Linked DNA regions of Homo sapiens: region 1 is linked to region 2. A link is a loop called in an ENCODE intact Hi-C map of the cell type or tissue named here. Cell type or tissue: Calu3. All regions are shown on one strand. Each heading gives the region's core, and the rest is flanking DNA. Links, peaks and the distances in the headings are about the cores only.

Region 1 (13,113 bases), core at 2,608-10,607, 200 kb after region 2:
AAACCAATGAAACCATCAAAACTTAGGCAGTATTCAGGTGCAAAATATAAAGAGGTTTAAAACCAAAAGAATTATTTGAAGGAAAGAATACTGAATTAGAACAGATGTTCAACATTTCACATATAAACATTTAGTGTTTGGCAGGATTTTAATATAAAAAAAACTAAGCTCAAAATACAATGGATGTAAAGATTAAATAATAGGGGAGTTAATAAGCTCTCTTGTCACATTCTTGACTTTAATGGGAATATTTCTAGTATTTCATTATTGAGCTACTATAGATTGCATGTCAGGGAAATATAAATCTCTTCTTATTTTATCAGGAACATCAAATTTGCATTCCTGAAATGAATCTCAGCTGGGGGTATATTATTCCTACAATGTATGCCTGAAATCTTTTCCTTATTAAAGATTTTTAAAATTAGTGTTCATAAGTAAATGTAGTCCACAGCTTTCTTGTGTGGGAGAAGAGGAGTGCATCAGTCAGAGTAGGCTAGGTTATGCTGTGATAACAAACAATCTCAAAATGTTAGCAGCTTACAGTAACAAAGGTTTAATTCTTACTCATGGTCTGTGTCCACCATCTGCTGTGCCTCTCTTCCATGCCATCTTCCCTCTGGAATGAAGTGGATAAAGCAGCTTATCTGACACATTGGTGGTCATCATGGTAGAGATAAGAGAGACATGGTGAACCATGAACTCTATTTTAAAACTTCTGTTTCTAAGTGGCATAATGTCACTTCTGCCCTTATTTCATTGACCATTTGGCCAAGGCAAATTGGAGAACTACTCTTGGCTTCAACAGGATAGGGATAAGTAATCCAGCCACAAGGGGGAGCATGTCAAGTCCTAAAGACAGGCCAGATGTCAGTGGGATGAAGGCCTATAATTAATCCATCCCCCAGGAGGGACAATAAATATTTTGAACAATAGTGCAACCCACCACTATAGTACAACATACCAAAAACAAATTTTTCAGGTTTATATTGTGTTTTGCTGGCTTTAGAAAATGACGTTGGAAGTTTTTTTCTCTAAGTCCTAGACCAGTTTAAGTATAATTAGAATTTTATTTTCCTTGAAAGTTTGGAAGAATTCACTAATAAAATATTTGAGTTCAGAGCTTCTCAGATTACCTTCTCAATGAATTCCCTGGTCAGTGACCATTTTCAGTTTTCTGTCTCTTTGGGAATTTATTTTATTTATTTATGTTTTTTAAAACAGCATTCATGTAATCACACTTTTAAAATGTATTTCTATAAAGTTTTATCAAGTACTCTTATAAATTGTTTAAATTTTCTCTGCATCTATGGTTACTTCCTGTTACTTCTTTCTGATTGTGTTTAATTTTTATTAAACTACACAGTATAGAAATATCTATTTGCAAAAATAGGAATGTTGATAGGAACAGTAAGAGTGCCTGCTCCCACAGTTATCATGAAGATTAAATAAGCTAATATACGTACATTAGTGAGAACAGTGCCTTAGTAAGCACATTATCAGTGTTAGTCATCATCATCATATTATTTGTAATTTTCCAGTTTTGATCAACCTTATACTTAGTAGAATTATACATTGTTCTCTTTAAAAGTTGATCATAGACTCCTCTCATTAATGATTACTCCTCTCATTAATGATTACTGACTTATGCTACCTTAATTAACTTGCAATGTACTCATAAGGTAAGTAAATCAAACCACTGAGTTATGTTTAAGTTTATGGGTAATAATTTTATAGTAAAGAATCACGTGTAAACTCATAGTCTTATATTAGAAATTATATAATGAGGAAATTCACATATGCTACTGTCAATAAATTTCACTGTGAATTGTCTATTTTGTTTTTTCTCAATCTTTATTATAATCTACATCTACTCCCACTGGCAGATAAGAATGGGTTAGGCAGGCTGGGTGCGGTGACTTACAGCTGTAATCCCAGCACTTTGGGAGGACACGGCAGGCAGATCACCTGAGGTCAGGAGTTTGAGACCAGCCTGGACAACATGGTGAAACCCCATCTCTACTAAAAGTACAAAAAATTAGCCGGGCATGGTGGCATTATATATCTGCAATCCCAGCTACTAGGGAAGCTGAGGCAGAAGAATCTTTTGAACCTGGGAGGCAGAGGTTGCAGTGAGCCAAGATCAGGCCATTGCACTCCAGCCTGGGCAACAAGAGGGAAACTCCGTCTCAAAAAAAAAGAATGGGTGAGGCAGGTGAGACATAAAATATTTTATTCTAAATGAGTAACAGTAAAAGAAAGTCTGGCTACTGCTTTCAACTTTTTTCCTATAAAGAAATCACTTTTGGCCAGGTGCAGTGGCTCACACCTATAATCCCAGCGCTCTGGGAGATCAAGGCGGGCAGATCACTTGAGGTCAGGAGTTTGAGACCAGTCTGGCCAACATGGTGAAACCCCATCTCTACTAAAAAAAAAAAAAATACAAAAATTAGCCGGGCATGCTGGCACGTGCCTGTAATTCCAGCTACTTGGGAGGCTGAGGCAGGAGAATTGCTTGAACCCGGGAGGCAGAGGTTGCAGTGAGCCGAGGTCACGCCATTGCACTCCAGCCTGGGCAAAGAAGCAAGACTCCATCTAAAAAACAAACAAAAAATTGCTTTTAACTCATGTATTTTTAAGTCGTGTTTTTTAAACATTTTGAACCACTTTATGAATATATTTTTTATATGAGTCCAATACCTCATAACACTGCTTGTAGAAAATTGCCAACTCTCATTAAATTAACACAGTATATAGATATATATGTGTGTGTATATATATATGTGTGTGTGTATATATATATGGAATGTGTGTGTATATATATATGTGTGTATGTGTGTGTGTGTATATATATATATGGAAAGCAGTGGCATGAGATCGGCTCACTGCCACCTCTGCCTCCCAGGTTCAAGCAATTCTCCTCCCGAGTAGCTGCCATTACAGGCACACGCTGCCACCCAATTTTTATATTTTTAGTAGAGATGAGGTTTTGCCATGTTGGCCAGGCTGGTCTTGAACTCCTGATCTCAGGTGATACACCCACCTCGGCCTTCCAAAGTGCTGGGATTACAGGTGTGAGCCACTGCACCTGACCAAATTAACACAGTTTATATTTTTAACTTTCTGCTCAGTTAAGTCATCACATACTCCCACCTGTAGTTAACTACAGTCTCACACAGTAGTTAATTTAAATAAAGGAAAATCTGCCATAATAAATATGTTTCGAGACATAAACAACGTTATTTAAAATGTCTAATATAACACCAATGAGGGAGTGGGAACTGGCATCTTACTTTATGAACAAGTGGTTAGTGGTTATTATCTTATTATATTTTGTTTGTTTGTTTGTTTTTGTTTTTGAGACAGTCTCACTCTGTCACCCAGGCTGGGGTGCAGTGGTGTGATCACAGCTCTCTGCAGCCTCAACCTCCCCAGTCTCAAGTGATCCTCCCACTTCAGCCTCCTGAGTAGCTGGGACTATAGGTGCACACTACCACACCCAGCTAATTTTTTGTTTATTTTTGTAGACATGGGGTTTCGCCATGTTGTTCAGGCTGGTCTCAAACTCCTGGGCTCAAGTGATCTGACTGCCTTGGCCTCCCAAAGTGCTACGGTTACAGGCATGAGCCACCGTGCCCAGCCCAGTATCTTACTTGTATGTACTGCAATTATATCATTTACTTTCAAAATGCTTGTAAGCAGTCAGTCCCAAGTCAGTTATATTCTTTTACGTAAATAATTTATTTAGAAAACATCCTTTATAATAACATAAAAAGAAAACTTTAACTTAACCCTTATCCAAGTGATTCAAATGATGTTAGTAATCAGGTCAACTAAGAAAATACTCCCAACTGGTGCAGGGCAAGTAGACTTTCCATAATCACAAACATGTGAAAAACACAGTAAGTAAGTAAGACACAGTTCATATATCATTGTATTTATTCTCACAACAATCCTGCAAGAGAAGTAATATTTGCCCCATTTGACAGATGTTGAAGATGAGGCCCAGAGAAGCTAGGACTTACCCAAGATTATTATAGCTCTGTTCTTTCCATTAGTCTACATTGTTGAAAAGTTTAATTGAAATAGAATGTTGGGAGATAAAAGATCTCTACATGAAAACTACAAAACACAGATGAAAGAAATTGAAGAGGATACAAACAAATGGAAAAACATCCCGTGCTCATGGATTGAAATAATTAATATAGTTACAATGACCGTACTGCCCAAAGCAATCTACAGATTCAATGCAATCCCTATCAAAACATCAATGTCGTTTTTCACAGAAAAAGAAAACACAATCCTAAAATTTGTATGGAACCAAAGAAGATCATTAATAGCCAATCCTGAGCAAAAAGAACAAAGCTGGAGGCATCACTCTACCTGATTTCAAAACATATTTGTCACAAGGCTATAGTAACCAAAACAGCATGGTATTGGAATAAAAACAGACATGTAGGCCAAAGGAACAAAATACAGAAGCCAGAAAATAACTCTACATATTTACAGCCAACTGATTTTCAACAAAGCTTCCAAGAGTATTTATGGGGGAAATGACATCCTCTTCAATAAGAGGGGCTAGGAAGATTAGATAACCATATACAGATGAATAAAACTGAACCCCTATCTCTCACTACATACAAAATCAACTCAAGACAGATTAAACACTTAAACATAAGACCTGACACTATAAAACTACTAGTAGAAAACATAGGGGAAACATTTCAGGACACTGGCCTAGGCAAAGATTTTATGGCTAAGACCTCAAAAGCACAGGAAACAAAAACAAAAATTGACAAATGGGACTATATTAAACTAAAAAGCAAAGGAAACAATCAACAAAGGGAAGAGATGATCCATTGAATGGGAGAAAATATTTGCAAACTATTCATCCAACAAGGGACTAATATCCAAAATATGCAAGGAACTCAAACAACTCAACAGTAAAATAACAATCATCATCATCATCATCATCATCATCCCAGGAAAAAGTGGACAGAGGACATGAATAAACAGAAGACATACAAATGGGCAGATACGTTAAAAAATGCTCAACATCACTAATCATTAGGGAAATACAAATCAAAACCATATTGACTTATCATCTTTTACCAGTCAGAATGGGCTATTACTGAAAAGATAAGAAATAACAGAGGAGAAAAGGTAACTCATATACACTATTGTGGGAATGTAAATTAGTACAGCTACTACGAAAAACAGTATGAAGATGTCTCAAGAAACTAAAAATAGAACTAACCTACAATCCAGCAATCCCATTGCTGGGCATTTATCCAAAGGAAGAGGAATTTGTATATTAAACAGACACCTGCACTCCGTGTTTATTGCAGTACCATTCACAATAGCAAAGATATGGAATCAAGCTAAGTGATTATCAACAGATGACTGGATAGAGAAAATGTGCTATATATACACAATGGAGTACTATTAGGCCATTAAAAAGAATGAACTCATCATTTGCAGCAACATGCACGGAACTGGAAGTCATTATGTTAAGTGAAATAAGCCAGGCACAGAAAGACAAGTATCACATGAGATAGAGTAGAATGATATATAACAGATGCTGAGAAGGGTGTGTCAGGGGAGAGGATAGGGAGATGAAGAAAGGTTGGTTAATGGGTAAAAACATACAATTAGATAGAAGGAATAAGTTATAATGTTCAATAGCAGAGTGGGGTGACTATAGTTAACAACAATGTATATTTCAAAACAGCTAGAAGAGAAGACTTGAAATGTTCCCGACACATAGAAATGATAAATCCTTGAAGTGATGGATACCAGAAGACCCTGACTTGCTGGGCACAGTGATTCATACCTATAATCCCAGTACTTTGAGAGGCCTCCTGGGGAGGATGGCTTGCAGCCAGGATTTCAAGACCAGCCTAGGCAACATAGCGAGACCTGGTCTCTAAAATAAATAAATACATAATTAACTGGGCATGGTGATGCATACCTGTAGTCCTAGCTACTTGGGAGGCTGAGGTGGAAGGATCACTTGAGCCCGGGAGTTCAGGGCTGCAGTGAGCTATGATCACACCACCGCACCCCAGCCTGGACGACAGTGTGGACCTGGACCCTTTCTCAAAAAAAAAAAAAATTCCCTGACCTGATCATTAAACATTCTATGGGTGCAACAAAATACCACACGCCACCCATAAATATGTACAAAGAGTATATACCAATTTAAAAAAGAAATAGAACCTTGGTTAGATTTTATTTCCACATTTCTGGTATCTATTAATAACTATAATTGAACTTTCAAAGCTACTTTGTCAACACAGTAATAACCAAATATCTTGGGTTTATTCTGTGCCAACTCTGATGACTCTAAAACACCAATTCAGGGGAAGAGCTGGGGAGAAAGCAGGCTTCTTGTGGTTTTTCAAGATAATACTGCCACCTGGTGGACTAATGGTGAACTGAGGTAGGTTGTCTAATGCATGATTTCAATTTTACCTGATTAAAATTCTCAATGGACAAGAAGGGCAGCTTCCAGAAACATCTTTGCTTTGAGTTGTGTCTCAGGCAAAATGATATAATAATAATTTCATGTTGTGCATAGTAACAAAACTGCTGTTTTCATATAAATTGCCAACTAGATCCGATAAGAATTCATTTACTCATTCAACACATATTTACTACCAGCTGTTTATTGTGGATAAAGTCAAAGACACAAAGGTGACTAAGGACTTGCTCTATGTTTCTAGAAAATAAGATGCTATTCCTGTAGTGGTTGAGAATATGTACTCTTGAAGCAGATGCTTGAGTTCAAATCCCAAATCTGCCACTAACCAACTGTGTGACTTTGGACAAGTCACCTAAACTTTCTACGTCACCTCAGTGTCATTATGTGCAGAACTGGACTAATCACAGCTTCTCGTGCAGTTATCAGGTACTCTGTGGAGTGTTAAGTACCGTGTATGCATGAGAAGGAGGTCTCCAGGGTGGACAGCATCCCTTGTAGATGAAGATGAGCAGCAGGGATGAGGCATTACCACACAAAGACTTTGGGGTGGGAAAACAAAGTCTTGTTCTCTGGGGTCAGAATAATCCATGTTGATTTATTCTAGCATACTCCTCAAAACACACACAAACTTAGGCAAAAGCTTGCTCAATGCAGAATTGCTTGTGACTGCAAAAGACTGAAAACTACCTAAATTCCCATGAATAGGGGACTGGTTAAACTGATTATGGCACAGCTGTATAGTAATATAGGAGGCCAGCATAAAAAAGAATGATGTAGAGCTGTCTGTACTGAGATGGATCAACCACTAATACACAATACGTGGAAAACCTGAAATGCAGAACAGAGGTATAGTGTGATCTCATTTGTTTAGAAGTGAGGTTGTGCATGCACATGGTTAAAGATGTGTAGAATATTTGGGGGAGAATATTGTGTGGATTGGCTCTCTTACCTTCTGCTCCATCCTCCTCTGCTCTATCCTCCTTCTAGGATGTCTTCAAAACTGTAGAGCTGGAAAGCTAAAAGCCATAGTTCCCACATTCCTTTCCAGATAATGCCCTGGATGCAAAATTGGGCTCCTCCAATTAGATATACTAACATGATATGAAAGTCAGGAATGAGCGGAAGGCCAGCTTCCTGCTTGTTACTGTCAGCAAGCAAGGAAAGGAGATGGGGAATGAGATGCAATTGTGATGAAGTGACCCAGCTTGCCAGGGTATATCCTCTGGCTTCATGATGGCAGGAGCAGTAGCTTTTTGCTCTCTGGAGCCATGCTCTTGAACAGTGGCTCCATCTGGAGCACTCCCTCCCTCCTATCCCTATTCTTCTAGCCCTTCCAGTGATTTCATAAGGACCTACTTCCTGTATTAAGTCCCGTCTACTTTAGCTTCCTAGAAGATTTCTATTTCTAGGACAACTGAACTTTGATTATTACAGCCGTTTAAGAAACTGGTAAGAGCCTTGTCATGGTTAGTATCATGTGTCAACTCGACTGGGCTAACGGATGCCCAGATAGCCAGTAAAGCATTTACTGGGTGTGTCTGTGAGGATATTTCTGGAATAGATTAGCATTTAAATCAGGGAACTGAGTAAAGATCCCTGAGTAAAGATCTCTCACCAATGTGGGAGTGTAACATCCAGTCTGTTAGGACCTGGATAGAACAATGTGGAGGAAGGACAAATTCACTCTCTCTTCTTCAGCCAGGACATCTATCTTCTTCTATCCTTGGATGCCAAAGCTGCTGGTTCTCGGGCCTTCAGACTTGAACTGAATTATACCACCACCTTTCCTGGTTCTCCACCTTGCAGGTGGCAAATCATGGAACTTCCCGGCTAATATATATATATATAATATATATATATAAAATATATAATATATAATCTGACTATATATATATATATAATCTCCTATTCATTCTGTTTCCCTGAAGAACCATAATATAAGACATTACCTTAGAAGAAAGTGGGCTGAGATCCAGAAGGAATGGAGATTTTTTTTTACTCTATTATATATACTGCTTTGTACTGTCAGAAAATTTTTCTATGTGTGTATTTTTTGAGGCAGTTCTATGCGTACTGATAGGGAACTATAGCTACAGTATGTTATTACTTTTTCCAAACAAAAAAAACAGAGCAACGTGAACAGCATTATATATATTATGCTTCAATTACATTGGGGAAAATCTATATAGAGATATATCTATACCTATTCAGATATATATCTAAAAGTGTATGTTTATAAATGCCTCCAGATAGGATAACTGGGTGACTAGGGGAAAGGATGAGAGAAAGACTTATCACTGTCTACTTTGCACTTTAGAATTTTATGCCCGGTCCATATGTTGTTTATTTAAAACTATATTGTTAACTAAAATGAGAAACTAGTAAGTTTTAAAGGAACAATCCATTTTGGCCAAAGTACATGCATCTTGTTGGGGATTATTGGGATGTAAGACCAAAATAAAAATGTAGGTTGGAGCTTGGCAAGACAAACGAGAGCAAGGAAGATCTCACTATGCTGGCATTTGCTTCTCTCTATCCCTGGAAGCCACTGGGAATGGTCTTTCCATAGTCCCAACTGTGCTGCTCCCTCCCTACTCGACCTCCCCAAAATCTAAGATCTCTCTCAGGGAAAGTCTCAAGCTTTTCAACTCAATCTCCCTCCCTTTCTCTCTCCCTGCCAAGGTAAAGAAAATTATCAAAAGCAAGTATATGTTGAGGGCTGGGCTTTTTAATAAACATTACTGAGTTTCAAAAGCAGAAACTCTCTTCCCCACCTCCCAACTCTCTCTTACCTGGTTCATGTTCAAAAACAAAGTCCACCGTTAGTCACAGTGCTTACATTTCAGTGCATTGACTAAAACATAGACACATTATAATGGAAATAATTCAGGGGATTCCCTCTTTTGATTAGAGAAGGAAGAAGAAGGGAGAGAGGCCTGACGATTCTGCAAGCATTAGGTATTCCTCCAAAAAAGAGGAGGGCAGCCATTGAGGGTGGTAGGGTGTCAGCAAGGAGGCTGAGGAAAACAGAAAGTCTGCAATGGCCACAGTTTGCCTAGAACTCACCCTGCTGTTTCACTGTATCCTCTTCAATCTCAGTTTCAGTGTGCAGCTGCCTGTACTCTATTTAGAGAGGATGTGAGTTAAGCATTTCTAGTTAGAGTGGTGAGAGCTTCCAGGGCATGGTGGTGGCTATCCTCAACATGAGAAGTCTCAAGACATCAGAGGGCTGCTTCATTCCCCAATGTTATCACAGCCCAAGGACCTCAGGGCACACAGCTTATGGCCTAGAAACATCTGTTAAATGAATAAACAGAAGAATGCCAATGTGTGTGTACGAAGTACGTTGCTGCCTCAGCATCACCCAAGACTACTGAGGTGAGGTCCCTCTCCTCCAGCCTGGTCAGGGGAGGTAGCACATGGATGGCAGTCCTAAAAGACCTCTCCTCAGACCCTGAGCTGCTAGAGAAAATGCCTGGGGAGCTGGTGCCAAGCAACAGGGCTGGAAGAATCAAGCCATGGGAAGAGTTTATGAGCAAGAATCAGTGAGAGGAAGAAAACTCAGGGGCAGATCTGGGGCAGTCAGGGCCAGGGAACTAAGTTAGAAACAGATGGGCCAGAGCCAGGAAGGACCAAGCCAGTGGCTGCGTTGGCAGATAAAGTAGCTGCCAGATGAGTACTTCAGACCAGATCAATGAAGTGGACTCAAGTCTCCAGAAAGAAAGAGTTTGCACTTCTCCAAAGGTCCAAGGCTGTCTGGTAGAAACTTCTCCAATTACGGAAATGTTCTGTATCTGTGTTGTCCAATATGGTAGCCACAAGCCACATGTGGCTATTTTCAGCCATCTCAAAGTGTGGCAAAGTGACTAAGGAACTGAATTCTTAATTTTAATTAATTTTAAGATCACTAGAAAACCCTTAGTAGGGCCAGGTACGGTGACTCATGCCTGTAATCCCAGCACTTTGGAAGGCCAAGGTGGGAGGGTCAGTTGAGCTCAGGAGTGGAGACCAGCCTGGGCAATAAAGTGAGACCTCGTCTCTACCAAAAAAAAAAAAAAAATTAGCTGGGAGTGGTGGCGTGGGCCTGTAGTCTTAGCTACTCGGAAGGCTGAGGTGGGAGAATCGCTTAAGCCTGGGAGGTTGAGACTGCAATGAGCCATGATCGCACCACTGCATTCCAGCCTGGGCAATAGAGCAAGACCCTGTCTCAAAAACAACAACAACAAAAGCAAAAACAACAGAAAACCATTAGGAGAAATTGCTCAAGACTTTAACTCTGTACCAAAAGCACAATGACCCAGCAGGAATCCCTGCCTCTATGTTCTCAGGTCAGAGTGGAGAGTGGCTGGATGTTTGAACTGTGTAAACAGATGCAAAAACAGTTGAGGAATAAACATCGACTGAAAAAATAAGTGGCGACAGGCTCTGAATCAGAATCAAGATCTCCAAAAAAACCAAATTTCCAACCGAGGATAACATCATAAGTATTTCAAGCCAAAGACCCTTCTACGTGGAAGCTGCCTGAGCTAAAGCGAAGGATGGAAGGAGGGTTTGGTCGTTTCACCTCCTACATTATCACTTCCATTCAGTTGCCACCATGTCCTTTTAATTCCCCCTGACACTGTGATAGACTGTCTCCAGGGAGTGATGAGATCAAATGTTTCTGAAGACCACTCTAGCCATGATACGGAGGATGGACTGGAGGACTGCTAAGCTGGAGGAGCTGTAAGGCAGGGTGCTGCAGAAGTCCAAAGGAATTGGGGCCACAAAGAGATGGCGATGGGAATGGAAAAACAAAAGGACATCTAGGATGTGGCAGCTGAGGGTTATGTTGAAAACTGCTTGAATATGGGAGGAAGAGAGAGAGCAGAATGAGGATGAGGCTGTCTCAAGCAATGATAAATGGTGCAGGTTGTAAAAACAGACTACGTGAATCCAAATCCTGTTTTGTTGTTGTTGTTGTTTGTTTTTCACTTACAAACTGGGTATCTGGAGTGAACTTAATCTGTTTTCCTGTTTCTGTAGAAGTGATTGCCCCTCTATCACCCGCCACAGCACCTGTGTGGCAGGTGTGAAGAATGGTGCCCAGAATTCTACAAGCTCCTGGGGAGAGCTCACTTCTCTCCCTCCCTCACACCCAGCATCTACCTGAAGATGATCAGGGCTGTCATCATGCCCTCTAACCCTCTTTATGCCAGTTATTGCCACAAGAAGCCAGGAACCCTAGATCATGCCTTATCTCCTAGACTCCATACATCCTCTCTTGTGGTCCCATTTCTATCCTTCTCTAGCTCATAAAACCCTTTGCCTCTGCCCTCTGGGTCTCACAGTCATCAGCAACAACCCTCAGACTCTCAACCTCGTGTTGACATTCTCTCCACGCCTTTGATCTGAGCCTTGGCTCTCTGCTGAGGACACTGTTTCTTCTGCAGCCCTCTCCAGTGCTGCTGATGGTGTTCTCATATCTCCTGTACAACTCCTAACAGTTGTATAGGTAATCCTCAATGCTGTTTCCAGACCATTCTCCCACCTTCCTTCCCAAGAATGCCTCACCACTGAATCTCATGTCATCTGACTATATCCCTAATACCTCCCACCTTGTTGGTCACCACACATCATGAGACCTATCATGTTTTCAACTTTTTAGCTCCTGGCTTGCTGTCACTCTTTCAAATACTGCTGTTGTCATAATGCTTAGTTCTCTCAACATCTTTCATACCTCTGGCTCGCTATCTCTAGTAGGCAAACCGCAACTCTTCAACCACACACAGACCAACAATCCATTGATCCAGGTGTTCTCACTGTCCTCAATCCCATGTGGCCTCCTTTCCATACTTACCCAGCTTAGCTTCCACGCTCTATCATTACAATCACTCCTTTGCATCAATCTTAACACTACCTTTGTCCCTGCCCAGTTATGTTGCATTCACCTACAAAAACCCCACTGCTTGTTAAATCCGTATCTCAGTCTGTTCCACATCTGCCTCCTAATAGGTGAATGTAAAGGGAAAAACATGCCACCATGCTGATGGGTCTCAGTGTAAATCCAGAACACTCATTCAGTTCCTTAGTCATGTGGGCCTCTAGTGCTGCCAGGGACCCTCCTTCATTTTCCAGTCCATTCATTCCCCCCATCATACTAGCTGACAATAGAAATATTCTAGGGGCTGGATTGAAGGTAGTGTTGTCTCAATTGATTGTTCAGTCAGTTACAGATAGAATTCCTTGTTCTACTCTCCCTTCTCAACACTGTTCTTTAAAAACAACTTTTTAGAAGAAATATTCTAGGTACATTTATGGGTATTAGCACAATTCTCACAACTATCCTATGTGATTCTGTTTGTCTGATTAACAGATGAAGAAAATGAGATACAAAATGTCAAAATAACGTCCCCCAGATCGTGTAGCCAGTGAGTGGTCAAGCCAAGATTCAAATCTATGCAGATGGCTCCAAAGTTTGAGTTCTTGACCTTATTAGGATTAATTCATATCTTGTTATCTCATCAAACTTCCAACACCTCCACCTGCTCTTCCTCTAACCTCATTTCAGTTGGTTACCTTCTTGGGTTTTTTCCAATGAAGAGACACCAAATTAACTTCCACAAACCCTCACTATCACCTCTACCCACCTA
Region 2 (13,113 bases), core at 1,938-9,937:
CTCCAAGCAGAAAGGAGGATGCCAGCCAGTGCTATCCTCATGTCCCCTATCACCTATAGGGAGTGTCTCTATCTCCCTATCACCTTCCCTCATAGGGAAAGTCAAAACATGCTCACACAGTTCTTGTTTTGACATGTCAGTTTCACCAACCCTTCATTTTTTCCATCCAAATAGTCATAAGATATTCAGCTTTGGCCAAATAAATTTCATGTCCTCTTTAATCTAATGCAGACCATGAGTGATATATTATTGCAGGAAAATCAGCTTCAGTATGAGTGTCACCACATCTGGTCTGTCACCCACAACCTCACTCACACTTTGACATATTATTCGATGAAAGAACAGGAGCATCATGTTCCAGGAGCTTCTGTAATTCCCCCTGAGACACTGGCATTATGGTTTCACAGTCCTCAAGGAGGAACTTAACATTTAACTGGATATCTTAATTTCTAACCAAAGCCACATAGCTTTATTTTTTCAGATTCAACCTCTTAAAAGTAGAGTTTGCAAGATAGTGTCTAATCAAGCCATTCGCAGCTTTGCTGATTCAGTGATGGTTTATGCATCTTTGTTTGCAATTGGGATTCCAGTTTTACAGCTGAGACTCCCCATCTACTCCATTTCCCACAGGCTGTCCACTTGTTCCTGCAAGATGTTCACTCCCCTTCTCCTTGGCACAACATTTGCTGCTGCCCAAAGGGTCCATTTGGCTCAAGTAAATGGCATTAAATATGATTAAGAAATAGGATCAAAACTTTAAGCAGTTCCTATTTGTTTTTGAGATGGAGTCTCGCTCTGTTGCTCAGGCTGGAGTGCAATGAACGGTGCGATCTTGGCTCACTGCAACCTCTGCCTCCCAGGTTCAAGCCATTGTCCTGCCTCAGCCCCCCAAGTAGCAGGACTGCAGGCATGCGCCACCACGCCTGGCTAATTTGGTATTTTTAGTAGAAACAGGGTTTCACCATGTTGGCCAGCCTGGTCTCAAACTCCTGACCTCAAGTGTTCCACCCACCTTGGCCTCCCAAAGTGCTGGGATTCCATGCATGAGCCACCACGCCTGGCCAGATCCTATTTCTTAATCACGTTTAGTGCCATTTACTTGAGCCAAGTAGACCCTTTTTTTCTTATTTTTGGTATTGACCCATTTCATTTCATCTACCTTCTTTTCTTCTGTTTCCTTCAAATGCTTTGCCATTTTTCCCCATCCTACCTGCCTAGAATATGAAGGAGTCCCACTCTGCACTATGATAGCAACAGAAGCAGATCTTAGCCCTTCAACTGATGATTCTCCCCTTCGACAAAATGCCGACCCCTTACAGCATCTGCAGAGAATGGGGCCATAAGTCCTGCATTAGACATAGATGTCAGCTCCTTGCGGAGCTGGTTCTGGGGCACCGGCTTGGATGAGCTTGCCAGTTGTTACTCACCCAAGACATTTCTCCAACCATCATTTTCAGCTTATAAACTAATGGTAAGTGTTAATTCTTGATGCCCTGAAAGGTCAATAAAACATTACAAAGGATGGGTACAAAAAAAAATGGAAAGAATGAATAAGACCTACTATTTGATAGCACAATAGAGTGACTATACTCAACCTAATCTGTACATTTTAAAATAACTTAAAGAGTGTAACTGGATTGTTTGTAAACTCAAAAGATACATACTTGAAGGGATGGATACTCCATTCCCCATGATGTGCTTATTTCATATTGCATGCCTGTACCAAAACATCTCACGTACCCTAAAAATATATACATCTCCAATGTACCACAACAACTTAAAAAAAATAGAAAACAATAAATGCATAAAACACTTCTAGAAGGAGAAAGAAAACACCACCACAAAGGGAACTTACTCTGTTCTGCCCTGTCCAATACAATAAAATTAGATAATTAAAAATCCGATTCCTCAGTCACATGTCACATGCTCAATAGACGTAGGTGGCCACAGGCTACTACACTGGATAGAACAGCTATAAAATGTGTCCATCAGCACAGAGGGTGCCACTGGAACAGCACTTGTGTCACTGATGAGGCCACATCCACACCACACAATTCTGAATAATACAAGTCAGCAAAGACTTACATATCTATTTATCAGCATTTATCATGTGTTTATCCCACACCATTTATCAGCATTTCCTCAGAGACTGGGCAGAATAAAGCACTTATAAAATAACAAAAGAGGCCAGATGTGGTGCCTCATGACTGTAATCCCAGCACTTTAGGAGGCCGAGGCTGGCAGATCACTTGAGGTCAGGAGTTTGAAGGCGAAACCCCGACTCTACTAAAAATACAAAAATTACCTGGGCATGGTGATGGGTGCCTGTAATCCCAGCTACTCGGCAGGCTGAGGCAGGGGAATTGCTTGAACCCAGGAGGCAGAAGTTGCAGTGAGCCAAGATGGCGCCACTGCATGCCAGCCTGGCTAACAGAGCAAAACTCCATCTCAAAAAATAAAAAATAACAGATAACAAATAACAAAAGAGTGTTGAAGTGGCCTCCAGGGAGAGCCCATTTCCTATTCCAGACTGTGTCTGACCATCTGACTATTGCTCACAGCTTGCTGTCCCCTTCTCTCTCAGGTTCTTTGAAAATCTGTTATAATTTCCTTTGCAAAAACTCAGGGGACTTTATTAATTCAAAAAGTTTAAATGAACCAAAAAGAAAATGCTAGCACAACAAACACTCATCATGGTCCTTTTCATAAATCACTGGACTAAAGTTGTGCTCATTTATCTTTCTCAAATCCTTCACAGACTTAATGATGTTACTGACAAAACACTCAGACGAGGTCAGACTACTACAATTTCCGTAGCACATGCTTCTTGCTCACAAGTTTACAAGTTTGAAACTAGAGTGAGTTTTTAAAACCTGAAATTAAGATCGTCTCAGTGTTTAATACTTTTAGTAGCCTACCTCCCTCCCCCAGCAATTCATCTTAGCAAACATTCTTCAAAGCTAACATTCCCAGGAGCATGATGCAATTTGTAGCTGAGACATCCTGTGTGCGTGAGTAACAGCAATGGCCCTGACATCAGTGGCCCACAACAGCCATCTATACAGAGATGTTTGCTCTCTTTTTGCCTTCCTCTTCCCCTCTTCTGTAAGTAAATCATTACTCTTACCTTAAATAGCAAAAATATTAAGGACGTGTATATTGCTTAGTGTGGGTCTAAATTTCTGTTCCAATTTCAGTAGGGCCACATGCAGCAAGATCCTGGAAACCACCTCTGGCATGTGGCCAAGCTACTAGCAACACCATCAACCAACACCAAGGGTGCTTCCTCCTTGCTCTGCTCTACACAGCATGATTTCCGAATGGTTGTAACTGCTCTGTCGTGTGTTGGCACAGCATACCAACCACACTCCCTCAGCCTCCAGGGAGCCCCATGCACGTGTAGGCTCACGGTGACCCCGTGGGTTACCCACCTTCTCCATTAATCTCACTCTGAGCATTGATTTAGCTTTTCCTGATTTCACATCAGCTTGAGCCCTCAGTCACTACCATCAGCAACACCTCACCCCTTGCAACTTCTAAGACTGTCCTGCCCATGTGTGCCTTCCAGGTGTGTGAGATGCCTCAGCTTCACAGAACCAGAGGAAACCAACTGGAGTGGTTCGTGCTCATCTGCCTCTCACTTGTCAGCCCCAGAGGTCTTCACAGACATCCAGGTGCCCAAACTCAGCCTCTGCTGATAGCTCAGCCTGTATCTTCAAACACCCCATTAGCTTCATTATGCTCTATTCACCTCTAAGTAACTCAAGAGATAGGGCTGGGGTCCAAATTAGCCTTGAAGAAATAGAGAGTACCTGGGAGGAGATTTAGGAAGGGGTCCTCAGGGAGTTGTGAAACAGAATATTGTAATCAGATGAGAATTCCCAGGTCAGAGGGAGGAAATACCTCTACCTTGCCAAGGGTGGAGGAACACCTGGTTCCTCTGAAAGGACACTCACATCAGACTCAAATCCCAGAACAAACATCTGGTCTTTTCCTGAGCTCAGCAGTGTAGATCACATAGGCTCAGCTCCAAGGGGACCCCACTGGGCATCAAAATGGGATTTTGGTAAGCTTGGAGATTCTAGGGCCAGGTGGAATGAAGTTATGAGTCTCGGTTCCACCATCTACTCTCCACCAGTGCTTCAACTGCTTCACCTGAACCTGAGACTGGTAGTGCCTACTTCACAGAAATAACAAGGGAACATATGACAAGTCCAGAGCCAGCTTCTGGCTCAGAGTAAAACTGTTCAGGAAAAGCTTTGATTGCCTTGTTTTTTAGATTGTAAATGGAGTCTCAACCTCTAGAGTCATAGTATTACAAATGATCCTACAAATAAAATTTATCTGGATGCGTTTCAGGAAATAGATAAGGTTACCAGGAAGGAATATTTTATGTTAAAATTTACTTGCTTCTTGTCCACTCTAAACCTGGATCTGGGATGCCCCTACGAGTATAGGTAAAAGCGTTATTTCATACCCAAATCTAGGCTGTGCTGGTCTTCATGTTCATTGTGTTGAACCACCAGGCTTTTGACACGCTGGAAGAGATAAAGTCAGGTGGATTTTTAAAAAATTACATATATGCTACACTAATGTTTATTTTTGTGAACTAGAAAAACAACCTTGGAAAGCATCAATGAAAACATGTTACAAGTATCATCACATGTAAACAGAAAACTAGTCTTATACTTAATATTATTTAACAGCTAAAAGTGAGTAATGAATCTATCCCAAGCTGAAACACACCTGAAAGCTGTACACAGGTTATTTTATTCTCAGAGGACATCTCCCACATTTACTCTTGTAATCACATTGTTGTCAAATATCTATAAACATCAAACTTCAAGTAGAAATTTGTTTTGCAGAATGTATTCAATCATCTTGCATATACAACTACAACTCAGAAAGATAGCTAGGTTTGGTTATAAAGAATAGGGATTAAGAATTTGATAAAGAAAATGGGGCTGGGCACGGTGGCTCATGCCTGTAATCCCAGCACTTGGGGAGACCGAGGCGGGCAGATCACCTGAGGTCACGAGTTCGAGACCACCTTGGCCAACATGGCAAAACCCCATCTCTACTAGAAATACAAAAATTAGCCAGACGTGGTGGTGGGCGCCTATAGTCCCAGCTACTCAGGAGGGTGAGGCAGGAGAATCATTTGAACCCAGGAGGCAGAAGTTGCAGTGAGCCAAGATCGTGCCACTGTACTCCAGCCTGGGTGACAGAGCGAGGCTCCATCTCAAAAAAAAAAAAAAAAGAAAGAAAAAGAAAACAGAATTTCACATTATTCTGAAAGTGACTTGGGGCACATCCTTTTTTTAGTGTTTTTTAAACATTTTTATTACCACTAAATCTTCATTTCTACTTTATGGAAAGACGTGCAAAGAAAGAAGCAGGGAGTCATTCATTACCTTTATATCTTCCTTTTCAGCTGCTGATCTGCTGGACACTGAATTCTTAATCTCTGCAAAAGAAATAATTATCAGGATCTGCTGATGGGAGCTTTTGTTAAGAAGAACAACAACTACTAGCTGACAAGTGTAAATGAGTTGCCCAGGAGCCTTCTGCACAGAGATAGGTTTTTAGATTAGGCCTCTTAAAAATCAGCTCTCCACAGAGCAGAGTGTCTAATAACCCGACTGTCCATACTCTGGTATTATCTGTGTGGACTAAGATGGAAACAAGCCCAGGAGCTCTCACAGGAAATCCTGAAGGGGAAAAAATTATCATTAAATAAATAAATGCCCTTGATTCCAAAGGAAGGCTGCTCACTACCGCAAGTTCTTCAAAATAGCAGATTGTAAGGACGTGACTCGTACCCACCTGAGGAAATCCCACATGTCTATTTCCTCAAATACCACAGATTTCAATATGTTTTAAAAGAGCGTAATTCATTATATAAGAGGTCTGGCTTTTCCTTACACATCACTGAAGGTCAAGAACACCAGCATAGCCCTCAGCTCCAACCTCAGCCCCGGGCACACCGGGTGTCCTCTTTCTGAATAAAGGGTTTCCTGGAAACAGTAGTGGTCAGGATGTACTGGGATGAAGAAAAAAAAAAAAAAAAGGTTCACCCAAGGCAGCATTTTTATCTGTGGTTTAATTGATTGGTTCTGTTCCCAAATACTCAGTTGCCCTTAAACAAGAGCCGCTATTGTCGAAATAACCACCAAGAACAGGTTTGGGCCTGGGGAAAATTAAAGCACTCGATATCCCTAGCAAGGACATATGACTGAAAGTCTCTACCCCAGATTTGCATTAACATACAACATTGTGGGGTCTCACTCCTTTTCTGGAATCTCCACATCCCTTCCCCCACAGCCCTGCTTTATGCTAATCCTGGGGAAACGCCTGAAGTTTTCCAGCAGGTTCATTACCTAGACCTTCCCTATTCCGTTTTGTCACTCCTATTAATTTATCTAATGCCCCAAATCTGCAGGTGGATTTATTCAAGCTCTTCTCACTTCTGGGCAACAATGCTAGGAGTTATCATCCATGTTTATGCTTAGAAAATGTATAAGGTATTCATTTATATGGCTCTACATGACAAATCATAATAAAGATGACAAATTACAAGGATGGAGCTATAAGTAATAAGATCAGGATGGAGCAGAGAAACCAACAATCCTTGTCTTGTGTTTCTAAAAATCTGGACAACAATAACTTTGAATTTGCTTTGCAGAAAGCAAGTAATACTACATTTGCATGCCACAATAGTATATTGCTCTTGAATTTATAATGCATATTAGCTTCTATGATTAAACCAACAAGGAAATAACCAGCGAACAAAGTAATAACCCCAATTTTGTGTGGTCATGTCAACTGATCTCAGCAGGGAATGAGGACAAGATCATAGTGGACACCCAGCCCAGGCAGCTTGTGTACACAGCATCCCTGCCGGCCTTTAAATGCACATCCCACAGAAGGCCTCCAGGTGGCAGCAGAGTAACATTGCCAGAGGTAGGAATGTCAAAATGGGCTAATTTCACCCTTCAAGGACCTGCTTTCAAGTGCCAAAGTCCAAAACACATAGTTAAAATTAGCATTTTTGTCCCACTACATAGATGCAGAAAATTGATGTGAAGCACCTACCATGGTATTTGGCACATTATAAGTGTACAGTAGGGATTTGGTTTGGTTTTGAAACTCATATACTCAAACACTAAAAATTGGGATAAGTAGGAAAGAAACCACAAAGGCGTTAAAAAAAAAAAAAAAAAAAAGAAGGGAAGGATAACCTGGACCAGAGTTTCAACAGACACATCTGCACAGACATCAAGAGTCACACCCTTTTACTTTGCCTGTTTTAGGACATTCATTCCTTTAAAGTCATCTCAGCCATAAACTCTTAAATGATCATTATATTGCATTCCTAAAGAATTCTGTACATACAGCATTTATTCGGAAGAACAGTACACATTTTATCCAGATTGCTAATGGAAAAGGCAATCTCATCTGTTAGTGAAGTTTGCAGTTACAGAGGATGTGTTCACACCTGGTAGTGCATTTAGGTTCCAGCTTCCTTTCCCTTCTCAAAAGGCCAGTGAACTAGTTTTTATAGCTTGCCATGCCTACGTTTTTCCGTGTAGTCCAGTGCAATTTTTTTCACTTCAGAACAAGTACCACAAACTATATTAAAATATATGTCTTCATTAAAAATTGTACCTCATCATTTAAAAAATAACTTAAATGTAGAAAGTCTTTATCCAAAAATCATTTAAAAATATTAGTGATACTGTGCTGATTCCAGATAATAATGTATCTTTAATTAACCTAGAACTAAACAGAACCATATCTTAGAGCTTTCAAAGAATTTGGCATTCATTCTAATGGATTAATTAAATTGCTCTAGGAGAGTTTCTGTTAAATTAGTAGGATCCTTTTACACTAACCCACTGTACCACCAATTACACAGTGCAATCAAACCACTCATTGCTATAGCAACCTTTAGCAGATAATGGTATCAGTAACTCTACCTATTCTGTTTTAAAGGCCTATTAATCTTGCCCTCAAGCCCACCCAGAAGTAAGGATTACTCCTCTAAATCAGACTTGCCAAACTTGATAAACATGGTTTTTGTTATTGCCAAACTATAATGGAACAAGAGATAATCTCTAAGACTTATGTTTACTAGTGACACTGCACCAGTGAACAGGGTTAAGTCGCTGTAAGATTCATGCCAGTGTCTCATTAAGAAACAGATTCGCCTAAAAAACTCACCTCTATGCACATGTCTTACTGTCTTATTTTGCAAATGAGACCACAGAGTCTAGACTTAAGCAAATAAAAAAGCTTACAACCAAAAACACAGGATGCTCAGTATTCTGATTTTAATCACCATTTGGATGTGGCAGAAGAATCGTGGTCAGACGCAGCCAGACCACCAGTGTTGTCTTGTTAACAACCAAGTCCACCACTGGCTTACATCTACAGGGTAGTGTCAAAAGCACAGGTGGAAAACCAGGATCATGCTCTCAGTTTGCTCTGCCTGCCCCCACAAATGTCAGAAAAACACCCTGATGGTAGTGTTCATAGCAGCCTCTGTGCCTCTCTGGCATACATGGTGGGTAGTTCATAGTCTTTGAATGAATCTTTTTTTCTCAATAGGCTGTAAATTCTGGGAGAGCTGGGACCAGATCGATTTCCGCTCAACCCTTGTATCCCCAGCACCAAGCTGGGTGCTTTGCACTTAACAGGTGCTGAATAAATGCTTCTCATCTCCACCTACATCTGGTGGCCCAAAATATACATAGCTGACAAGATGTGGTGGATGGTTAGACAAGCTGTGGATCAGGACAGAGAAGGAAAAGTTGTTTACTTTTTAGAATTAACTAATTGAAACACTTCCAATACTGGCGCTATTTTATCACAACTTCTGAACTGCCAGATTCATAGACAGATGAATCCTTTTCTCCTTACTTCCTCCCACCCTTCCAGCTCTGTAAGTCCAAAAGCCAACCCTTTTCCTCTCCACTTAGTAAGTATTGCTGTTTCACTACTAACTACTGCACCTGCATGTGTTGCTACAATGTTTTATCCTAGTGTACAAATTCAATTCACAATGGCCAGAGAATTAAAATGGCAAAGGCACTTGAGAGACTACTTGCCACTCTTAATTCAGAGACTGTTGTCACACTTTGAAAGTTTGTTTCAATATCCCAGTTATTCCTTTTTTTTTTTTTTTCCTAAAAGTGGGACTACTAATAAGAACTTTCATTTTGCCTGCTCGGTATAAATATGGACTGGGAGCAACAATGAGGCACTTATTTACAGAAATATCAAAATGAGACTTATCAGTGAGTGAGAGCCCAACATTCCACTCAATTCAACAAGCTCCACTGGTCCCTACTGAGCAGCAGCTGGGGAGAAGAAACCAAGATGGAAGAAATCCTTGGCCTCAAGCAACTCCAAAATGTGCTCCTTGGCATATCATTTTTATATTTCTATTCTATATTGTTTCAGAAAGAATTTAAGACATCTTCTTTAAAATACAGGTTTTTTTTCATTTAAATTACTTGTGTTTCTTTTTTTAAAGACAAAAGTAATTATTTAAGACAGTGGAGAAGTCCCTCCTCTTACACAGTTTTTTTTGTCTGGAGGTTAACATATGATCCAATTCTGGCCAGAGTCTTAATAGAAACTTTCCTGGCACCTCTCCAAAAAAGGCTTCTATCACTAATAGAAAAAAAAAAAGTTGCAGGGCAAAAGGATCTTTTTCCATTGCTCTTTTTGTCTGAATAGAGTTCAATGAAGAAATGATTTTGGAGCCACAGTAGCCCTCTTGCAACACCAGACTGCTGCAGGCCATTCTCCATGGTGTGCCTACTCTTACTGTGAAAACTTTTCTACCGGATTATCTTTTGAAGGATGGTTTTGTGGCCAACAGTCTTGAAACCGAGAAATAGTGTTTCCCCTGGGGATGAAGGCAGATTTGTTTTCAGACCAGGGTAGTAAAGATAACAGCCTCTTCCAGTGCAAGGGTTGGGCAGGCTTGCTAGCAGTCTCCTTATAAGATTTGGGATTTCTTAGTTTGGGGTTCCTCAGCTGTGACACAAACTGAGTGTGTGTGCAGCATCTATCTGAGCTGCTCACAAGGCTCCTGGGGGACTTGCTGGGCAAGGAGAACCAATGTGAACATGAAGCCCATGCTGCAATAAAGTCTTTTGTATCAAAAAAATAAATAAAATAAATAAAAACTTGGAAAAAAAACTAAACAAAAAAATCAATATAACTACCATTAAATGTTGGTATATACTCCCCCATATATGTTTTTATGACAGCTTTATTAAGGTATAATTCATATACTATACAATTCACCCATTTAGAGTATACACTTCAATGGGTTTTAGTATATTGAGTTCTGCAACCATCACCATAATCAATTTTAGGATATTTTCATCACTCCAATGAGAAAACCCCACACGCATTAGCAATCGCTCCACATTTCTCCCCAACCACCTCACCATCCTCCTTCCACACCCCAGCCCAAGGCAACCACTAATCTATTTTCAGTCTCAACAGAATTGCCTATTCTGGATATTTCATATAAATTGAATTGCACAATATGTAGTCTTTTGAAACTGGATTCATGTAGCATAATGTTTTCAAGATTCACCCATGCCGTAGCATGTATTAGTACTTCATTCCTCTTTACTGCCAAATAGTATTCCATTAGATAGATAGGTAGATAGATAGATAGGAGGTATCTACTTTGTTTTGTTTATCTATTCCTCAGCTGATGGATATCTGAGTTGTTTCCACTTTTTGTCTATTATTAATAATGCTGCAATGAACATTCTTTCAAGTAAAAGTTTTTGTGTAGATACATGTTTTCATTACTCTTAAGTATATGCCTAGGAGTATAATTGTTGAATCATATAACTCCATGTTTGATAAATTTTTATGATACAGATTTTTACATCTCCTGAACCCCCACCCCTGCCCACCATAGAAATCTCTAAAGCAAAGAATTCAATTATGGAGAGAAAGTATCCTCAGCCCCAAAATTTGGTTGCAATTATCAATTACACAGAAGCTCTAAATCATTATACAGTTGATCCTTAAACAAGACGGGTTTGAACTGCATGAGTCCACTTTTATATGGATTATTTCCAATAAATATATTGGTAATTTTTTTGGAGATTTTTTGACAATTTGATAAAACACGCAGACAAACCACCCTTTCCTAATCCTCCTGCTCCTCAGCCTACTCAATGTGAAGACAACAAGGATGAAGACCTTTGTGGTGGTCCAGTTCCACTTAATAAATGGTAAATGTATTTTATCTTCCTTATGATTTTATTAAGAACATTTTTTTCTCTAGCTTACCTTATTATACGAATATAGTATATAATACATGTAACATACAAAATATATATTAATCAATGGTTTATGTTATTGACAAGGCTTCTGGTCATCAGTGGGCTATGAGTAGTTAAGCTTGAGGAGTGTCAAAGTTACACATGAATTTTTGACTGTGCAGGGGATTGGTGCCCCTAATCTGAGTTTTTCAAGGGTTAACTGCATTTTTAAATTGAAGCCAGGGCATAATTTTCCTAAGTTAATCAATGGCTTGAATAAAATTAAGCAAGTCATCTTTCAAAGACATAAACAAAATTCCATTTTTACCAAACTTAGATTCTACTTTAACTCAAGAAAGAAACTAACCTTTAGCTATATTTTCAAGTAAAGATCACTGCAATTCTATTAGAATACTTAGTTGAGTTTAATACTTTTTTTTCTCTCTAGGCTGCTTATCTGACTCAGCTAGAATAAAGTATCTCAGATATGAGCCAAATGTGTTGCATCTAGGTGAGCTCTGGGGAACCTCTGAGTTTTGAGCTCAAACATACAGTGGGTTTAACCAGATGATCTCTAAAGTTCTTTCCAAGTCAAACTATGATTCTTTAATCCTTTGATAAACTAAGTGGTGAGGAGAATTTTTATTTCTGTGTGAGAAAATACTGATTTTTTATAATAATATACAAAATGAGTATCATATCATCATGATATCCTATCCATATCATGGTCCCTTTAATGATGGAGACTGTTCTTTCCTGTGACAAGGAGAAGAAAGAGGACTGGCAAAGTCAGTCACTAAAGGAAATACAGAAAAGGCTGAATTGCTCTGTAAAATGCAGCCATAAAAAAGAGTATGAGTTCATGTCCTTTGCAGGGACATGGATGAAGCTGGAAACCATCATTCTCAGCAAACTAACACAGGAACAGAAAACCAAACACCACAAGTTCTCACTCGTAAGTGGGAGTTGAATAAAGTGGACACAGGGAGGGGAACGTTACACACCAGGGTCTGTCAGAGGGTAGGGGGTAGGGGATGGATAGCATTAGAAGAAATACCTAATGTAGATGACGGGTTGAGGGGTGCAGCAAACCACCATGGCACGTGTATACCTATGTAACAAACCTGCACGTTCTGCACATGTATCCCAGAACTTAATAATAATGATAATAATACTAAATGAAAGCAACAGTTACAAATCATTTCCTAGGGCTGCGTATGATTTTTGTTGAAAATGCCAAAAATACCCTACTTCTAGGAAAACAATATTTTCAAGTGCTTGACCAGATATTTCACATGAGAGTCAAGGTAGAGCTGTGTATGCAAGTGAATGATCAGCTCTGCAGAACGGCCTGCCTAGTACTGCTGTCTTAAGTCCCCAACACCCAGGTCCCAGCTGTCCTGGCTTAAAGGACCTATATCTTGATATCTAAACCATCTGCAACAGTTCTCCTAAAAAGCCCTTGAGCTAGAGTGTCTCAAATGAAAAATCTTGGAAACAACACTTTGTGTGGATAAGAGCCCTATTGTTTTCCCAGTAATATCTCACAGGAGATATTCAAATAAGGAAAATCCACCACACAACTCTCTCTACATTTCACAAACCAAATCACAGAGGGAAGTGCTGCACCCTTGTCTACAGAATGTTCAAGCAAAAATCTGCTCACTTCTAGTCACCACGACACGAATGGCTGGGTCCTGGTATCTCAAAACACGTATCTTTACCATTGAATCCACCATAGGCGTGTGTTATATAACTTGCACTCATGATTAGACATCATTCAGTAAACATCCACTATGTTCAATACTGG

The links. Peaks named below come from ENCODE experiments on the same cell type or tissue, not always from the same donor. Only the 100,000 strongest peaks of a DNase experiment are listed, where the experiment ranks them.
Region 1: a loop joins it to region 2, with 13 times the contacts of the local background. A loop is called at or near these places in 106 of 110 quality-filtered maps.

The regions. Positions count from the first base shown.
Region 1 is chr5:73,584,597-73,597,709 of GRCh38, reverse strand. No RefSeq gene overlaps it. Among named protein-coding and RNA genes, the nearest start is that of UTP15, 25 kb to the right of the region's middle. In Calu3, for the core only: a CTCF peak has its summit at 6,372 (motif pointing left); DNase peaks (open chromatin) are centred at 5,879 and 6,399.
Region 2 is chr5:73,786,756-73,799,868 of GRCh38, reverse strand. ARHGEF28 (Rho guanine nucleotide exchange factor 28) reads right to left here. Exons shown (of 36, transcript NM_001177693.2): 8 at 5,415-5,467; 9 at 4,478-4,538. Among named protein-coding and RNA genes, the nearest start is that of ARHGEF28, 170 kb to the right of the region's middle. RefSeq lists an enhancer at 2,629-3,828. In Calu3, for the core only: a CTCF peak has its summit at 6,922 (motif pointing right); DNase peaks (open chromatin) are centred at 3,238 and 6,928.